Linked DNA regions of Homo sapiens: regions 1 and 3 are each linked to region 2. A link is an interaction called in ENCODE POLR2A ChIA-PET data of the cell type or tissue named here. Cell type or tissue: GM12878. All regions are shown on one strand. Each heading gives the region's core, and the rest is flanking DNA. Links, peaks and the distances in the headings are about the cores only. Region 1 overlaps UVRAG (UV radiation resistance associated). Region 2 overlaps UVRAG (UV radiation resistance associated). Region 3 overlaps GDPD5 (glycerophosphodiester phosphodiesterase domain containing 5).

Region 1 (5,000 bases), core at 1-5,000, 190 kb before region 2:
GTGCTGGTACTTATTCAATGCTTATTAAACAAATACATTGCAACTCACTTTTGACAGAGGCTGTGCTCTGTATTTCTCTTGAGTCTCTAACGTTCCTCTTTGTCCAGACCAGAGCACATAGCTGGAGAGGTGGTACAGGGAAACTGCTGGTTTGTGGGCTAGATCTGCCCTTTGTTTGATTTATTTCTGGTAGAGGCCAATTTTCTAAAATTAAGTGTCCTTCTGAGTACTCTGGATAAGTTGCTAATGGTTTTCATCGGTCTGTTCTTCACTTCCTTTCACTGTGTCTCTGAGTATCACCATTTGCTTCCGTAACTGACCATAAAGGAGAGCCGAAGTAAGTGGATGTGCATATTCTCACACATGCTCATCCACACATCAAACACACAGTAAGTGGACAACACAGCTCTGCAAAAATGTGTTTTTCAAATGACATATTACACATGAAGAAAGTTTATAGACTTTATAAAATGTATGTCTGTGTACAAATGTGAAGGGGCATCGGTCTTAAGGTTTAACTCTTTTAGCACTTAAATTTAAGAGTGGCTAAGTCAAACTTTTAAATATATCCCTCTCTTAAAGAATAAAACCACAAATCATGTGAATAGAAAGCAGGCCTTCAGAGTAAGACAACAGGGGGCATAAATAAACACCTACTAAAAACAGTCAGTTTTCTTTTGTTTGACTCTAGAATTCAACTGATTTTTCTCTGCTTGAGTGATACTTAGAGAAAGAGTTCACTCTCACTGATTCTGGGCTTTTTAAGAAAAACCTCCAAACATAACTGGGTCTCCTGAATGGTTTGAATGAATACACACATAAAGTAAGGATGTAGAAACATACAATGTTAAAACTAAAAGGTATCTTGAATATTATTTCAGCCAATCCTTTTCTTTTGCAGATGGGAAAACTGAACCCCAGAAAGGGGAAGTAAATTATCCAGGGCCGCATGGTTCAATGGCAAAGATATTATCAGCCAGGGCCTCCTTTTCACAAACCATGCTACTCTCTACCACCTACCCCAAAGTCTGAGACGAAAACTGGTAACAATACTTGAGAAAGCAGAAGGAAAATAGTTTTTTCCTTTTTCAAACCTAGCTTGGTGACCTAAATCACCTCCTGAGATTTGCAGACCTTGAATTATAAGATCTACCCCATATTAAATGACATCATTTCTTGTATTAATATAAATGCATTTTTCCATACATTGATAAAAGCAAAATGGCTGATATCCCAACATGACGTTCCTGAATTCATTGTTTCAATAAGAAGTGAAATCGTTTACACATGGCATGGAAATTTTACCTGTGATTCATACCGAAAAATATTAAACATCAAGGAAAAAAAAAAACTTACTGAAATAACACTAAGCTATGTGTCTCCGAGTGAGTACACAGACAATTGCCTGCCCCAGGTTCCACAACGGAAGATGGGTGTTGAACTGTTTTCAGAGACCACAGTGAAAATTTCTCTCCAAGTCTGATTTTAACCAAAAAAAAGAAAAATGTGGGAATTTCAAGCCTCTGTCTGGGTCTTAACTCTCCATTTGCTGCATAGTACTATTTTTTTTTTAAATCATAGAATCTTTGAATTTTACAGCTTAAAGAGACCCTGGAGACCATCTTTCCAACCTTCTTCCTCTTATAAATGAAGAAACTAAGGCCCAGGAAGACAAGAGCATCCTGCCCAAAGTCACAGGGATGATAAGGGACAAAGCCAAGGCTAGAACCGCTTAATAACAGCTCCAAATTCTACCATATTACCCTTTTAATTTTCCACATAGGGAACTCAAAAATAAATGCATACATAACACATATATTATTATTAATAAAGTATAAGTATGGTTTAACAAGTCTAAACCACTACAAGATTTATAATGAAAAAAAAAGCAGTTCTCTGCTCTACTATCTACCCCAAACTCTGAGAACACCTTTTAGCTGTTTCTTCTTTACCTCATATTTCTGAATAATATGCTTATATTAAGATTTCTTATTCTCCCTTCCCCTCCAGTTAGAGACATCATCTACTATGCTCCCACCATGAAAGAAGAGAATTTAGCACTCTTATACCACTTTGCTCTCACACAAACACTTTATCCCCTTTCCCATACATTATCTACTAGCTTTTTCTTAAAGAATATGAGAACTTGACTCTACTCTCCCACACATAGTTCCCTTCCTCATCTTCTCAATACATTCAATATCATATTTTAAATTAAATCAATATTTACTGTTTACCTCACTATACCTACATAAACACTGTTCACTGCTGAGCCATGTAATGTATTATTCCTTTCTTGTACTTTTTTGTTTGTTTCACTGGAAGTGATAACTGCCATTTTTTCCACCAGTTGAGCTTTTCTATGTACTTGTCACTAGATACTCCCCAAACTCTAACAAAAATCTTAAAACTGGCCAGGTGTGGTGGCTCACACCCATAATCCCAGCACTTTGGGAAGCTGAGGCGGGTGGAGTTTCAGACGAGTCTGGGCAACATGGTGAAACACTGTCTCTACCAAAAGTACAAAAAATTATCCGGGCATGGTGGTGCTTGCCTATGGTCCCAGCTACTCAGGAGGCTGAGGTGGGAGGATTGCTTGAGCCTGGGAGGTTGAGGCTGCAGTGAGCTGAGATTGTGCCACTGCACTCCAGCCTGCGTGATAAGAGTGAGACCCTGTCTCAAAAAAAAAAAAAGAAAAGAAAAAAGAAATAGAATAAAAAACCTTAAAACTCTTCTCAATCTAACTAAACACACCATAAAATTGATCAAGTCCATTTTGCTCTTAGAGATATATTTCCTGAAGCCTCCTCTCTCTGCTTCAACTGAACTGGCTGCTAGCTAGGCCTGCTGCATTATATTCCTACAAGCTTCTTTAGCCATCATGCTGGAAATTTTGTTTACTTTTCTTCTGTGCTGAAGCTGTTATTTCCTAGATTGTCTTCTTTCTTGATCTACTGCCTCATCTTGGTGGAGTGTATCCTATAATATCTTTCTGGGAAAGGATAGCATGGGAGGTAACTTTCATGACACCCTGAATATTTGAAAATATAACTATTCCATTCTTATACTTGAATGATAGTTTGCCTAGGTATAGAACTCATGGCTGCAAATACTTTTTCTTAGGTAGTTCCAAAGTATTTCTTTACTGTCATTTAGCTTTTCACGTGGTGACTGAGAAACCCGTTAACATGCTGGTTCCTGATCCTTTGAATGTAAGTTGATTCTTCTCTCTGGAAGCTTTTAGGACTTTCTTCTTTAACCTTAGTATTCTGAAATTTCATAGTGATAAGCCTTCATTTCGGTCTTTCATTCATCATTTTCAGTCTGTTTTCATTCCCTGGGCCAAGCACTTAGTACATCCTTTCAATATGAATACTCTTATTGCCTAATTCTGATCATTTTCTCCTATTATTATTATTTTGCCTCCTCCTCCTTCTTCATTTTACCCTCTGGATTTTTTTTTTTCACTTTACCCTCTGGATTTTTTTTTTCACTTTATTTTAGACTTTTTTTTTTAATATTAGAGGCTTTCCTCTAATGTCTCGTAATCTTTGGCCGTTAGTTTATCTTTACAGGTGAGACTGTGAGACTCTAAAAAGCTGTGAAGGAAGTCTGTGCATTGGCAGTGCTTGATGACTGGCTGTGGGGGGAGGGTTCATTGCAGAATGAGTGGATGGAAATCCAGCCTTCCCACGGGGAAAGGTTAGTACTACAGCCCCAGGACTTTTCATTGCTGCCTCTGTTTTTTCCTCAGAAAGAATCCTCTGTCTTGAGGCATAATCTGGATCTTATTTGGGGAATAAAGTTGGAAAAGGCAGTTGGGGAACTCTGTGTTGGTATGTTACACTTTCACGTAATCACCTTTTGGTAAGGCACCTTCCTTCTTGTTCCCAGTATATCAAGCAGTTTACGTTCAGAGCTTCTTGGGCTCAATCTTTTTCAGCAAGTAAACCTTCATTTTCCCACTAGGGCATGTGGGAACGTAGTTATTGGGCTACACAGAGTGGGAAAAGTGAACTGGGAGTATTACTTCTTTTTCTATAGACTGTCAACCTACCCTCCTATGTTTAGCTCTATATATTATCCCTAAACTTCATGAGATACTCGGTACCACCACATCCTTCTGGAGTCTGTGGTTTGGATTATATTGCTTCGTAAAGGCTTCTGCCAAGTCAGTTTATCACTCATTCGTTTATTTGAAGTTTTCTAAATTTTCTTGGTCTTATCTATTCTTTTCATCCTTGTGAATTTAAAATTTTAAAATTATTTAACCTTATTAGTAGCATTTTAGTAGAGAAGTGACTTAAACAAACATATTCAGGCGGGTAGACTGCTTGAGGTGAGGAGTTTGAGACCAGCCTAGCCAACATGGTGAGACCTCATCTCTACTAAAAATGCAAAAATTAGCCAGGTGTGGTGGTGTGCGCCTCCCAGCTACTCGGGAGGCTGAGGCATGAGAATCACTTGAACCTGGGAGGTGGAGGTTGCAGTCAGCCGAGATTGTGCCACTGCACTCCAGCCTGGGTAATGGAGACTCTGACTCCAAGCAAACAAACAAATAAAAGTCTCATATATATATATGGGATTTTATATATAAAAAACCAGCTTTTCAATACTGGCTAACAACTCTTCTGATAGCTTTTTACACAGTACTCATTACTCTGGCAGAAAGCTCTCTTTCTTGTCTCTATGTCTCTCTCTAGGCATCCTATATCTCATGTCTTATCTATTCTCAAAGAACCAACAGAAGTTCCATTTTCCACTGGAAGCTCTCTGATTACTGCAGGTAAGTGGGCATTTTACCCTTGACCCTAAACTCCTCCCCATACGCACTTTTCCATTTGTTCTTTTTGGAAAGCCTTAACCAACTGGATAGGTACTTGATAAATACTTGTTAATTAACAAGTTAAATTAATACAGTATAGGAAGAAATGAGAGGCATCACGACACAGTAGGATAGGCTTAAATGCAGAAGAGCTGGGTTTGAATACCAGTACTGT
Region 2 (5,000 bases), core at 1-5,000:
TACCTTACAAGATATGGACTATCTATACTAGATATCAGTGTGCAGATGGGTGGATTAAAAGAAAAAAAAAATAAATTGCAATTTGTATTAAATATTTAATTTAAAAAGTAAAATAATATAAATCTCAAAGTTAGCAAAAAATATCTATAGAAGCAAGGTATAGGAGAGTCCTCTTCAACTCAAGAGTGCCCAGAAAATATAAAACAGAAAACAGAATTACACGATACAACAAATATGAACTTTTTGTATAAGGTATCATAAGTCAAGATGTAATTGTCAGATTTGGGAAAAAAATACCAAGTACTCTTAGGAACTTATGAGAAAAATGCAAGCAACTCAATTTTTAAAAACTAGGTAAAGTAAATGAATAGGCAAATTCACAGAAGAATACCCTAAATAGCTAATAAGCTTAAGAAAACATGTTAAATTTCACTTGTAGCTCAAACTAAGTACTTGCACCAGGCTGACAAAAATTGAAGTAATACTGAGGTATCATTTACACTCATCAAATTAGTAAAAATCATAAAAATTGATGATGGCCATTGCCAGCACAGAATCAGGGTAAGGAGTAATGCCATTTATTTTGTGCCCTTTGGGAAAACAACCTGATTATCTCTAACAATTGAAACAATACATACCCTTTGACTCAGAAATCCCACTGCTGGGAATGTAATCCATGGAAACAAAATCATCATAAAAACAAGGTTATATATGTGTATAAATATTTCCTTCAGTAATGTGCATACTGTCAAAACAAACACGCATTAAAAACCAGAGCCAGAGTAAATATTATATTAAATGCCTATCAATAGGGTAGTGGCTGAATAAATATGATATAGCCTCACCACTGACTATTATTAAGCCATTTAAAAAGTGAATTAGAGGAATGTATGCATAGAATATTGAACAAGAAACCCAAGTATGTGTATCAACTCCAATTTTATAAAACAATTTTAATTTTATAAATTAATTCAAACCATATACATAAACCATAAATTATATAGAAAACATATATAAATGTATCTATAAATCATATCTATGACATATAGAGAGACTATGGGAAAAAATACAGATGGATACATATCAGATTGTTAACATGGGTGAAGGGTGACTAGGGGTCATGCGGACCTATGTTCTGTGTTTGGGTGGTTTGCTGGCAGCGGAATGGGGGAAAAGGGCTTAAAGAAGAAGATGAGCCAAAAAGTACAAGGAAAGGGGAAGGAGAAGACTTCACCCTATAATTACTCCCGTATTTTGCTTAAATCCTATTTTTGTAAAACTGTGTGTGTGTGTATATGTGTGTCTTTATGTGTATGTATACATACATAGATATATTTATAGTATATGTAGAGACGGATGAATAAAGAAGAATAAAATGTGCTGCTGCACATAAATACAAATTTTGCTCCACCAAAACTCACATTAAATACCAAAATTAGCCAGGCGTGGTGGCTCACACCTGTAATCCCAGCACTTTGGGAGGCCGGGGCAGGTGGATCACGAGGTCAGGAAATTGAGATCATCCTGGCTAACATGGTGAAACCCCGTCTCTACTAAAAACACAAAAAATTAGCCAGGCGTGGTGGCACGTGCCTGTAGTCCCAGCTACTTGGGAGGCTGAGGCAGAAGAATCGCTTGAACTGGAGAGGCGGAGGTTGCAGCGAGCCAAAATCACACCATTGCACTCCAGGCTGGGCAACAGAGCGAGACTTCGTCCCAAAAAAAAAAAAAAAAAAAAAAAAAAAAAAAAAAACCAAAATTATTTTATTTTAAATTTTGATTGAAAACCTTCCTAAATCTTCTATGTGCCTGCTTTCTTATGAAGGCTCTCATAATTACACTTTTCTATTTTACTGATGATTTGGCACCAACATGGCATAATAGAAAACAGCACGTGCACTGGAGCCTGGCAGACCTTTCTTCAGACCTGCTTCCACACTTAACCAGCCTGTGGCCCAGGCAAATCATCTCACCATTTTAAGACTGCTTCCTCATCTGTTAAATGGAGACAGCATTATTAAAAACTAAGACAGTGCACTCATAATTCTCGTGAGTAACTTGAGTTATGAAATGCAATACAGACATGTGCTTTGGCCAAGTTGGCTAGCTATGTTTTTTTCTTTAGTTGGCCTCTCCTTACAGTGAACTGTTTCTCCTCCTCTCTCTTTTTACATGAAGTAGTGAGACAGGGCTGTTTAAGAATCCAAACAGTGACTACAAAGGTAGGACAGTAGCTAATATGATTTATCACTCAGCTATATTCCAGAATCAAAGAGTATAACAGAGCAAACTATCAGCTTTCGCTTCTTGCTGTCAGTGTGTCTATTTTAACAGTAATCCTCTTAATTCCTCCCCTAACTTACTTAAAATAAGCATACAGAAACTGGGTAAGAGCCTAGTCTCTATTAAGAAAAGAAAGTACACGAGTTTTAGCACATAAACTTTGTAAAGTCTGCTTACAGTTGGGTTCTTAGCTGTATTCTGTATAACTGCAATTACCACTTAGAGTCCATTAGGCAGGGAGGAAAAAAAAAAATCTCTTCCTGCAGCCTAAAAGTTGGTTATCACATCCATAGTTTAAAGATGATAAACAAAGTTATACCTTATACTTCTCATCCCATCTCTTCTCTAAACACTATGCTATTGATAATTTATTGGTTGTGAGCATTTTCCTGTTAAAATTGGAATTTTATAGTTGACAGTACTTTCTAGCAAAGTGCGGGGAGGGGAATTTGCTTCTAGAGAGCCAAATAAAGGTCTTCCCAAAACACTTATAGAAAGAGTTGGATTGAAAGTCACAAAATCCTGAAAATCTCACCACATGTTGTGTGGAGAGCAGGGGCTGAAAGAAAGCAACAGCTGAAGGCTCACAGACCTGATTGCATTTTCATCACCTTTTAAATATTAGCCTAGAAATTTTTTGCAACTCTCATTTTACCAGATGGAAACCATTAGGAAAAACAAAACTTTAGTCCTCTAGTAACCTGAACAATAGTTCAATTTGATCAATAGAAATGGCATTTATTATCTGTTTAACATATATATGATACACACTGCGATAGGGCTAATACAAAGACTAATAAAACAAGGATTCTTGCCTAAAGGTGCTCTCAGTTTGGGGGTGTTGAGATGAGTGGAGGGAAAATCAGACAATGAAGAACTATTTATAACACAGTAAGCACTCCATAAATGATAGTTATTGATTATACAAGTAGGGAGTGGGAGGACTTTGAAATAAAGACCTTGGTCCCTAAGGGCATGTATTGCTAAATGTCCCTTGAATATCACACTAAGAAGTGTGAACTTTCTCCTGTACATGATATATCAAAGCTTTCTAAGCCCAGCGAGTAAGAAAATTCATGTATCTTTTTTTTTTTTTTTTCTGAGACGGAGTCTCGCTCTGTTGCTCAGACTGGAGAGCAGCGGCGCGATCTCGGCTCACTGCAAGCTCTGCTCCTGGGTTCACGCCATTCTCCTGCCTTAGCCTCTGGAGTAGCTGGGACTACAGGCGCCCGCTACCATGCCTGGCTATTTTTTTTTTTTTTTTTTTTGTATTTTTAGTAGAGAAGGGGTTTCACTGTGTTAGCCAGGATGGTCTCGATCTCCTGACCTCATGATCTGCCCGTCTCGGCCTCCCAAAGTGCTGGGATTACAGGCGTGAGCCACCACACCCAGCCCACGTATCTTTTAAAAGATCACTCCAGCAGCAGTGTAAAAGATTGTAAGGATTTAAGATACACTGGTTTATATGATAGCCTCTGGAGCTAGACTGCCTGGGTTTGAATACAAATTCTAACACTAGTTTGTGTGACCTTGGTGAAGTTACTTAACTGCTTTGTGCCTTAATTTCTTCATCTAGGAGATAAGGAAATAGTCTAGGAAAATACAGATTAAAAACAAAGAAGGGTCGACAGATGAGACATCTTGCCAAAGAATCAATATGGTTTATCATCAACTATATCTATCACCAAGGGAAGAAAAATTAGAGAAACCAAAAATGACTAAGATTACTAGCTTGGGAGACTAGGATGGTGATAATACCATTAGACAAACCAGGGAAAAGAAAAGGAAGAGGAGTATTAACGCGATGAGTGTGGCTCCAGACACTTTGGGGTTGAGGTTCCTCAAGGACAAAAAAGTTCAAATATCCATGGTGGTTGGAAAATGCAGACTGGAAATCCAAAAGAGAGGTAGAGCTAGAGATATAGATTGAAGAGGTATTAACATGTAGATGTGTTGGTTGTAGCTTTAGTAACACAAGAGAGTACCTAGGGAAAAAGAGTAATACAGAAGAGTCCTAGTAAGCTCACAAGCCAAAGGAACTCCAACAATTAACCAAGAAGTATTGGTAAGATAGAAGGACAGGAGAAATATAGCCATAAGAAATAATCCTTTCCTTCAAGAAGATTTCAATGTCATTAAGGAGAAAAGACACACACATGTTAAATATTTTTTATTATGACTGTTTAGAATTAACAAAAGCAACTTTGAAAGTAAAACCACCTTTGCAAAAATTATGAGTGACAGAAATCAATCAACATGTAGCTGACTCCATCTTGCTTCTAGCCTCACAAGCTGTCTTTGTACATTCCTGGGCATAGGCCAAGCTAACTACGGGAGGAATTTAGTTTATAGCTTAACTTTAAAATAAAGATGATAACAGTCCCTTCCTGAAAGTAACCTCCTCCTTATTACTCAGGGACTGAAAACACCTTTGTAAAATTATGGTTCAGGAGTCATGCACCCAGAGGTCACAAGGTTTGTAACATTCCCAATTGCTCCTATAGATAACATCACTATCATAAAATCTAAGACTGGTGCTTGAGGTATTTTTCAGACTCTGAATTCTGATGGACCAGCTGGTATCAAATAAGTAGCCCATATCAAGAAACTGGCTTAATTGGTCTTATGACCCCCACACAGGAACTAACTTGGCACAAGAAGACAGCTTAGACCCCCTATGATTTTAGCCCCAACCCAACTAATCAGGTTTCCCCATT
Region 3 (6,947 bases), core at 795-5,794, 420 kb after region 2:
AGTCCCTGGAGCAGGGACTTAGCTCCAGGTGGCAGGGCTGCCCTGAGGTGAGGAGGGAAGGAAATGACTGGAAAGTGAGTTGTGGGCAGGTTGAAAAAAGTTTTGCGTGTAGGGTTTGTACTTAATCCTGTAGGTTCCAGGATGTCCTTCTGTTTCTCAGGCAGCAATATGAGAGGCTTGAGTACCATCATGAGGAAGCCATTTCTGAGGGCAAATCAACAGGATCTGGGGAGATACTGGACTTGGGGGTGTAGGGAGAGGTCAGGACTGATGGGGCTCACACCCAGGTGTTTGGCGCGGGTCATTTACATCAGTTTTGAATGTGATACACATACCTACCCTGGCTTGCTTTCCCTCCTCTTCCAGTAAATTAGAAACTTCATGATTGTTCTCTGCTCAGATTGGCTCTTTGGTAGGGGAGGGTGGAAGTGTAACTCCCTTGGCAGAGGGGTCTGGAGGAGCCTAGCAGGGCCGGTGGCCTCCTCCTCTGCCCCCAGCCCTGTCTGTGGAGAGCGGCTCCTGCTCTCTCACCCTCTCCTCTCCCAGCACCCCTCCCCACTCTGATCACAGCCTCAGAGTCCAAATGGAACAGGCCAGACTGTTCAGGTGGCTGTTGCCACGTCTCCCTGAGCCCCTGCTCTGGAGCCCCGAGCACCAGCCTGGAGCCCTGGCCCAGCCAAAGGCTTCACCCCTGGAGCAGGTGACTCTGAGCGAGGCCATGGCCCGAGTCCCTGTTTCCAGGATGTTTGTGTCCCTGTGGACCTGTCTTTGTATGGCTCCATGTACTTCTGGGAGCCTGTATGCTTGCGCCAGTGTGCCCACTCATGTCACCTGTGTCTGTCCGTGAATATGTGCCCTATGTCTTTTTGGATGTCTCTGTGTGTTCGCATGTGTTTGCACAAGTATGAGGTGGGCCTCTTAGGCTCTCTCAGGGCCCCCATGGTTATCTTGTCATAAATGGCAGTCAGGTTAGGGTGCTCTGAAAGGGGCTAAGTGCGAGGAGGGGCCGAGCCAGGGTATAGCCCTTGCCCCTGGGGGCCTGTGGTCTGAGGGAAGATCCAGACCTCACCAATGTGGCAAACTCAGCAGAAATACAAGTTCCCAGATTTGAGAAACCTCTTTGGGACCCCTCATGCTGCACTTGGCCTCGGTGTTGGGGACCCAGGGTCAGATCAGACCCTGCCCCTACCTTCCAGAGCCAGCCCAGGCAGTCAGCTATGCAGTTGGACACTAGCGTGGCTGCTGAATGGATGGCTGTACAGGGCACAAGAAAACAGGTGAAGGCATGCCCAGGCCTGCTGGAGAGTCAGGGAGGGCTTCCTACAGGAGGAGTTTGAGTGGTGACTACAGAGCTGTTTGGGGGATGAGAGGAAGGAGATAGAGAACAGAGCTGGGCTTGGCGTCAGATGGCACTGGCGGGTTTGAAGAAAAGGGAGATGGGGAGGGTGATTCTCATCTTCCAGGCCTGGAGGTTGGAGGGAATGGAGGTGTCTTGAAATGCGTGGAAAGGAAGAGGAGTTCCCATTTGGCCACTGTGGGTATGAGCTTCCTGTGGGATGTCCAGGTGCAGATGACCAGAGGGTTGCAGGATACTTGAGTCTTGAACTTGGTCCAGCCAGAGATGGGTGGTTGAAACCGTGGGGTGGATGATACTGCCAAGAAGGATGTGATGGGCAAGGGAGGGAAAGGGGGCTTAGGATTGAGAGCAGCAGCATTCAGGCCTGGGCAGAGAGGATCCAGCGAAGGGGCTGGTGAGGTGGGGCCAGAAAGGGGGACAAACAACCAGGCAATCAGTGGCTGAGGATGGAGAAGTGCCCCATGGATTTACCCACACAGAAGCCATTGTTGAACTTGGTGGCAGCAGAGGGTAATGGGTTTTGCAGTGGGTGGGACGAAGTGGAGATATGGGTGCAGACAACTCTCAGAAGTTTGGATGAGAAGGGAGGAGAGAAAGGGAGGAGAGCTGGGAAGGGGTGCAGGGGATGAACTGCATGAGCCCCAGGCCTGCTCACTGCTGATTGGAAGGAGCCAGAAGAGGAGAGAGGAGAGGCCAGAGGGAGGAGGGAGGGTGAAGTGGTCATCTGTAGACACCCGCCTAGTCCTCTGCCAGGGGCAGGGAGGGTGCCTGGAGGGGGTGGTGCTTTCTGGAGGAATGGCTGTGGAGGGCTGAGGGTGAAGGAGGTGCAGTGCTGGGCAGGCAGCCTTCAGTCTTGCCCTGACCTCTGCCAGTCTTCATATCTGCAGGGTATGGTGGTAGCAGCCACCCTGGGGTGTGGGGAGGATCCCAGGAGGCAGAAGCTCCACTAGCTCAGAGCATCCTCGTAAACCAGGTTCAGGTCAGGAGTTGAAGCTCAGGGCTGGGCGGGGTTGGCCTCTGGTGGTTTTTGCATCTTCAGTGCTCACCAAAGCTGTTTCGTAGACACTGCAAACAAGAAAGGCCTAGGAAGGTCAGGACGTGGATGGCCTGCTTCCAAAGAGGCCACACCCAACCCCATCTCTGGGCCCAGCTCTCAATTACAGGGAAGTTCTTCCTTTGGGTCTAGCCTAAGTCTTTCCCGCTGTGTGTTCCCTTCTGGTGAACTTGTTCAACCCTGCTCCATGGAGCCAAGCCTATCAGCTGGCCACTTGGAGTGGCGGTCAGTATTTTTACAACTTGTTTTCATGAAGATGATTTGAAGTCTCCTTGCATTCCCAGAATGTCAGACCCGCCCTGATTCACAAGGATTGACCAAAACAGGGTCTGAGCCAACCAGAGGAATTTGAAGACTTAGTCATCCCCCTTGGATCATCTGCACATTCTTCTCCTTTCCTTCCAGTTAAAAAAAAAAAAAAAAAAAAAAAGGAAAAGAAGAAGAAAGAAGGAAAGTTAGCCTAGATGACCAGATGTCCAGGAAGGGACAGTGGCATTTGGGGGTATAAACCAGCTCAGATGATGATGGCTGTGGACAAAGGGGTGGGACCTGAGGGGAGGGGTCAGTGCTTGGCTTTGCACCTGGCAGACGTCAATTCAAGTGCATGTTCTGCTGCTTGCAAGATGGGGATCTTTCACAGGAAAGATCTGAGCTTCAGTTTCCTCATCTCTGAAATGGAAGCATTGATGGCACCCACCTGAGACACCTGAAGCAGACCTAGAAGCAGACCCTGAGACAAGGATTCGTGTGACAGTGACTCATTAGGAAGCTTCCCTGCTGAGGGAAACCTGCTAAGGGAATAGGAAACGTAGAAGCAGAAAGAGAAGGAGGAGAAGCAAGAGGCTATTTCCAGCCAAGCTCCATAGAAGGAACTTTGGCTTTGTCTTCCAGAGGGACACTGTAAGTCATACCCTAGGGCTGACCCTCCAGGGGCAAAGATGCTGGAGAATTCATACCTCTCCCTCCTGAGTCAACAGACTCATGTAAGGTGCTGATTGCCCAGGACCTGGCACCAGCAAGTGACAGCTGTGAGAAAGGGGTGTGCAGAAGGGGGAATCCCAGGCTGTGTGGTCAGCAAGGGGCAGTGCCTTCTGAGAGCCCCACTGTGCTCCACTGCTTCTCTAGCCCCAGGTCTTTCTCTGTCAGCTTCTAGAGGCAAAATCCCACAGAGCTCCCGCCCCCATTGTTCTCCCAGATGACTTGGCTTTGGGCAATCTCTCCAACCAGTCCAGGTCCCTCCCAGCCCTAGAGGCCCTGGTAACCTGCTGTAGTTCTCCCTCCCAGCCCACCCACCCAGCCCGGAGGGCATCAGTGACGAGTAGGAGGTGGGACAAGGCTTAAGGGCAGAGGTTAGTTCAAGGCCATGGAGGCACCAAATGCCCATAGAGGACATCAAAGCCACTGTGGCCCATCCCCACCTGAGTTGAATTTGGCTTTTCTTCCTAGCCCACCCACTCTGTGTTTCCATAGACGGTGCTCAGGGATCACTTGGGGGAACTTGCGTTGGTCAACACATTCCAGGAACAAATAAACAGGTTGCCCTTCCTGGCTGTACTGACTAAATCCTAAGACTCTGACTATGTGACTCTCACTTTCACTGGTGATGTCAGCCTGGGTTAGCCCTCATGGGATCCACCCTTAACTCTCTCCTGTCCCCTGTGACATCACAAGAGATGTTACCCATGATCTGGCCTCCCCACTCAGGCCTCTGGGAGTCAGCCCCCCCTCCACCAGCCCCCCACAACAGACCATGACAGGCCTGGGTGCTAGTCCACACTCTGTCACCTGCTGTGTGACCTTGGCCAAGTCACCTCCTGTCTCTGAGCCTCAGTGCCCTATGTTTGTAACCCATTTTGTATGTGCTCAACTAAAATCAGGAGATTGTAACATGGTGTTAATCCCTGCTTGACGCAGTGGATGCCCAGAAAGGTGAAGTGATTTGCCGGTGATCACACAGCAAAAGAGCAGAGAGGGCCAGGACCTGCTCCCAGCCCCATGGCCGGTTAAGTGAGCATCTTACTCTTTATCAGCTCTGCCCTGGCCCACTAACCCCTCTTTGGTTCAGAACTTGAATTAAGCCCCCAGTGGTCAGGATGAACTGAGCCAGGCACCGAAGTGGTCAGTCACTGCTGCAAACTCATTAACTCATCTGATACCCATGTATTGAGTACCTATTGTATAAGGGATTCTGTGCTCAGATAAGTACAGTTTTACTTTCACCAGGTTTAACGTACAATCCACTGCAGAGGCCTGGGGCACCTGCAGGCGCCGAGAGAGGGTGCCCTTAGGGTGGTGGTCCCAGAGGAGAAAGTGGTCTAAAAATTCCAGAGCCCCCTCACTGTCCAGGAGGCAGGCAGGGAGTGGCTAGGTTGGGGAGGTGAATGTCAGGAAAACAAGTTTGTTCACTCCTGGGTATTACTGCTGCCTGTGGTGGGTCCAGCACTGTGCCAGGCTGGGGGTGAGGCCGGGAGACAACTTTGATCCACCATCAAGGCCTCCACCCCTTACGCGTCCTGCCACCTTTGTTCACATGATGCGCTTGGTGTGTTTGTCTACACCTTTAGCTCATGGGCTCCTCCAGCAGGGGCTGCGTCTGTCTGCTGGGCACACAGGAGAGCTCAGGAAATGTGCGTTGGTGACTAGATTTTTGGTGTCTAGACTGGCTTGGTAGTAAGAGTATGAATTCAAGAGACCCTAAACCCTCTCGAGCTCTGTTTACCATCTATAAAAAATATCTACTGCAGCCGGACATGGTGGCTCATGCCTGTAATCCTAGCACTTTGGGAGGCCAAGGTGGGGAGATCACTTAAGCTCAGGAGTTCAAGACCAGCCTGGGCAACATGGCAAAACCCCGTCTCTACAAAAAAAATACAAAAATTTGCCGGGTATGGTAGCACATACCTATAGTCCTAGAGACTCAGGAGGCTGAGGCGGGAGGATTGTTTGAGCCTGGGAGGCGGAGGTTGCAGTGAGCTGTGATCGCGCCACTGCACTCCAGCCTGAATAACAGAGCGAGACTCCGTCACAAAAAAAAAAAAAAAAAAAGAAAGAAAGAAAAGAAAAAAAAAGAAAAATAGTCTGCAGCGGGAGGCTAAGAGGCGTCAGATAGCGTACATAGAAACCTTGGCCTCGTACAGAGAGTATGTCCAGCCCTTGTAAATGTTGGGCAGTATTACAATAGATGGGCCCTCGGCACTGTGCCAGGCTGAGCAGGAAACATGAGGGAGATGGGGTCTGGCCCCTGTTACAGCCACTGCACACTGTACAGTTTACACAGTCCTGTCACGTCCTGCTCACTGGTTCTCCCTGTCATCCCAAGAGGGGATCTGGGCAGGTCCCAGTGTCCCCATATGACATAGGAAGATGTTGACCTGCCTTCTAGTGGCCAAGCCAGGAAGAAAAGCCAGGTCTCCTGGCTCTCAGTCTCCTGCTCACTCCTCTGCTCCCCCACCTCCCCAACTTGCTTCCTGCTCTCTAGAAGCTCTTTGTGAAACATGCCAGGAAGAGCAGTGGGCAAGGAATGTGGAGATTTGCCAGCCCAGGTGTCAGGGGCTGAGGAAAATAGCTATGGGCTACAGGTCACCATGACCACTGCCCAGCTGGATGGCGGGGGGCTTCTAGCCTGGCGCAGCAGAGGCTGCTGGGCCCTCCCAGCCTAGCCGGCTCCCTTTCCAGGGGGATAGTGTAACAAGAACTGGGGTTGGAAGACCCGGGGCACCCTGGCTCCCCTGCAAGATGCTGTTGGAGCTGAAGGGACTTTAAGGAGTACAGGGTCTGTGGAAGAGGCCAGTCAAGTTGTGATCACTGCCCCTGAGGAAATTTGAGTGCTTACTGCCCTGGAAATACAGCCCCATGCACAAGGCATAAGCATAAGGACCTTCCATGTGGAAAGCACTTGTAAAAGGCAAACTGGGGAAGGCAGGGCTGGCTGACAGACAAGCAGTTGCTCACAGATGTGAAGTCACCAGCACAGGGGGTCTAGGCCCCACAACATGAGAGGTGGTGGGTGGGGAGTGGACAGGCCTCTCCTAAATTTGGAGCACTGAGAGCAAAAATACAAATAGAGATCCATGTATCTTTGTCAGATATTCGAAGATTGTAAAGCAAGCCAGGAGACTGTTAAATAAAATAGATTTGATTTTCCCTCCTTCCCTCCTTGACAAATATACCTTCACAATGTACATTGAAATACGTACATTGTGTACATATTTACATTGTGTAAAGTTTAGTTTTATTTGACTGCGAGTGATAAAATATCAAGAATGTCTGAATTTATTGCACATCTCCGAGTATATTGTTAAGCTGATGATGTTCAGATATAAATAATAAGACTTAACAATTCTTTTTTTTCTTTTTTTGAGACAGAGTCTGACTCTGTCACCCAGGCTGGAGTGCAGTGTGGCACGATCTCAGCTCACTGCAACCTCTGCTTCTCAGGTTCAAGTGATTCTCCTTCCTCAGCCTCCTGAGTAGCTAGGATTATATTGAATATATATTCAAATTATATATATATATAAAATTAAATTCAGACTTATA

What was found. ChIA-PET counts read pairs that join two places held together with the same protein. Peaks named below come from ENCODE experiments on the same cell type or tissue, not always from the same donor. Only the 100,000 strongest peaks of a DNase experiment are listed, where the experiment ranks them.
Region 1: POLR2A ChIA-PET joins it to region 2 with 5 read pairs; 3 of 35 experiments call an interaction of 5 or more read pairs at or near these places.
Region 3: POLR2A ChIA-PET joins it to region 2 with 5 read pairs; 2 of 35 experiments call an interaction of 5 or more read pairs at or near these places.

Annotation. Positions count from the first base shown.
Region 1 is chr11:76,110,424-76,115,423 of GRCh38, reverse strand. The region is part of intron 13 of UVRAG (UV radiation resistance associated); the gene reads right to left. Among named protein-coding and RNA genes, the nearest start is that of WNT11, 94 kb to the left of the region's middle. In GM12878, for the core only: no CTCF peak of the experiment used is centred there; no DNase peak of the experiment used is centred there.
Region 2 is chr11:75,916,762-75,921,761 of GRCh38, reverse strand. All of the region lies in intron 6 of UVRAG (UV radiation resistance associated), which reads right to left. Among named protein-coding and RNA genes, the nearest start is that of UVRAG, 100 kb to the right of the region's middle. In GM12878, for the core only: no CTCF peak of the experiment used is centred there; a DNase peak (open chromatin) is centred at 2,013; H3K27ac peaks cover 554 bases.
Region 3 is chr11:75,495,289-75,502,235 of GRCh38, reverse strand. The region is part of intron 1 of GDPD5 (glycerophosphodiester phosphodiesterase domain containing 5); the gene reads left to right. Among named protein-coding and RNA genes, the nearest start is that of GDPD5, 27 kb to the left of the region's middle. In GM12878, for the core only: a CTCF peak has its summit at 5,783 (motif pointing left); no DNase peak of the experiment used is centred there.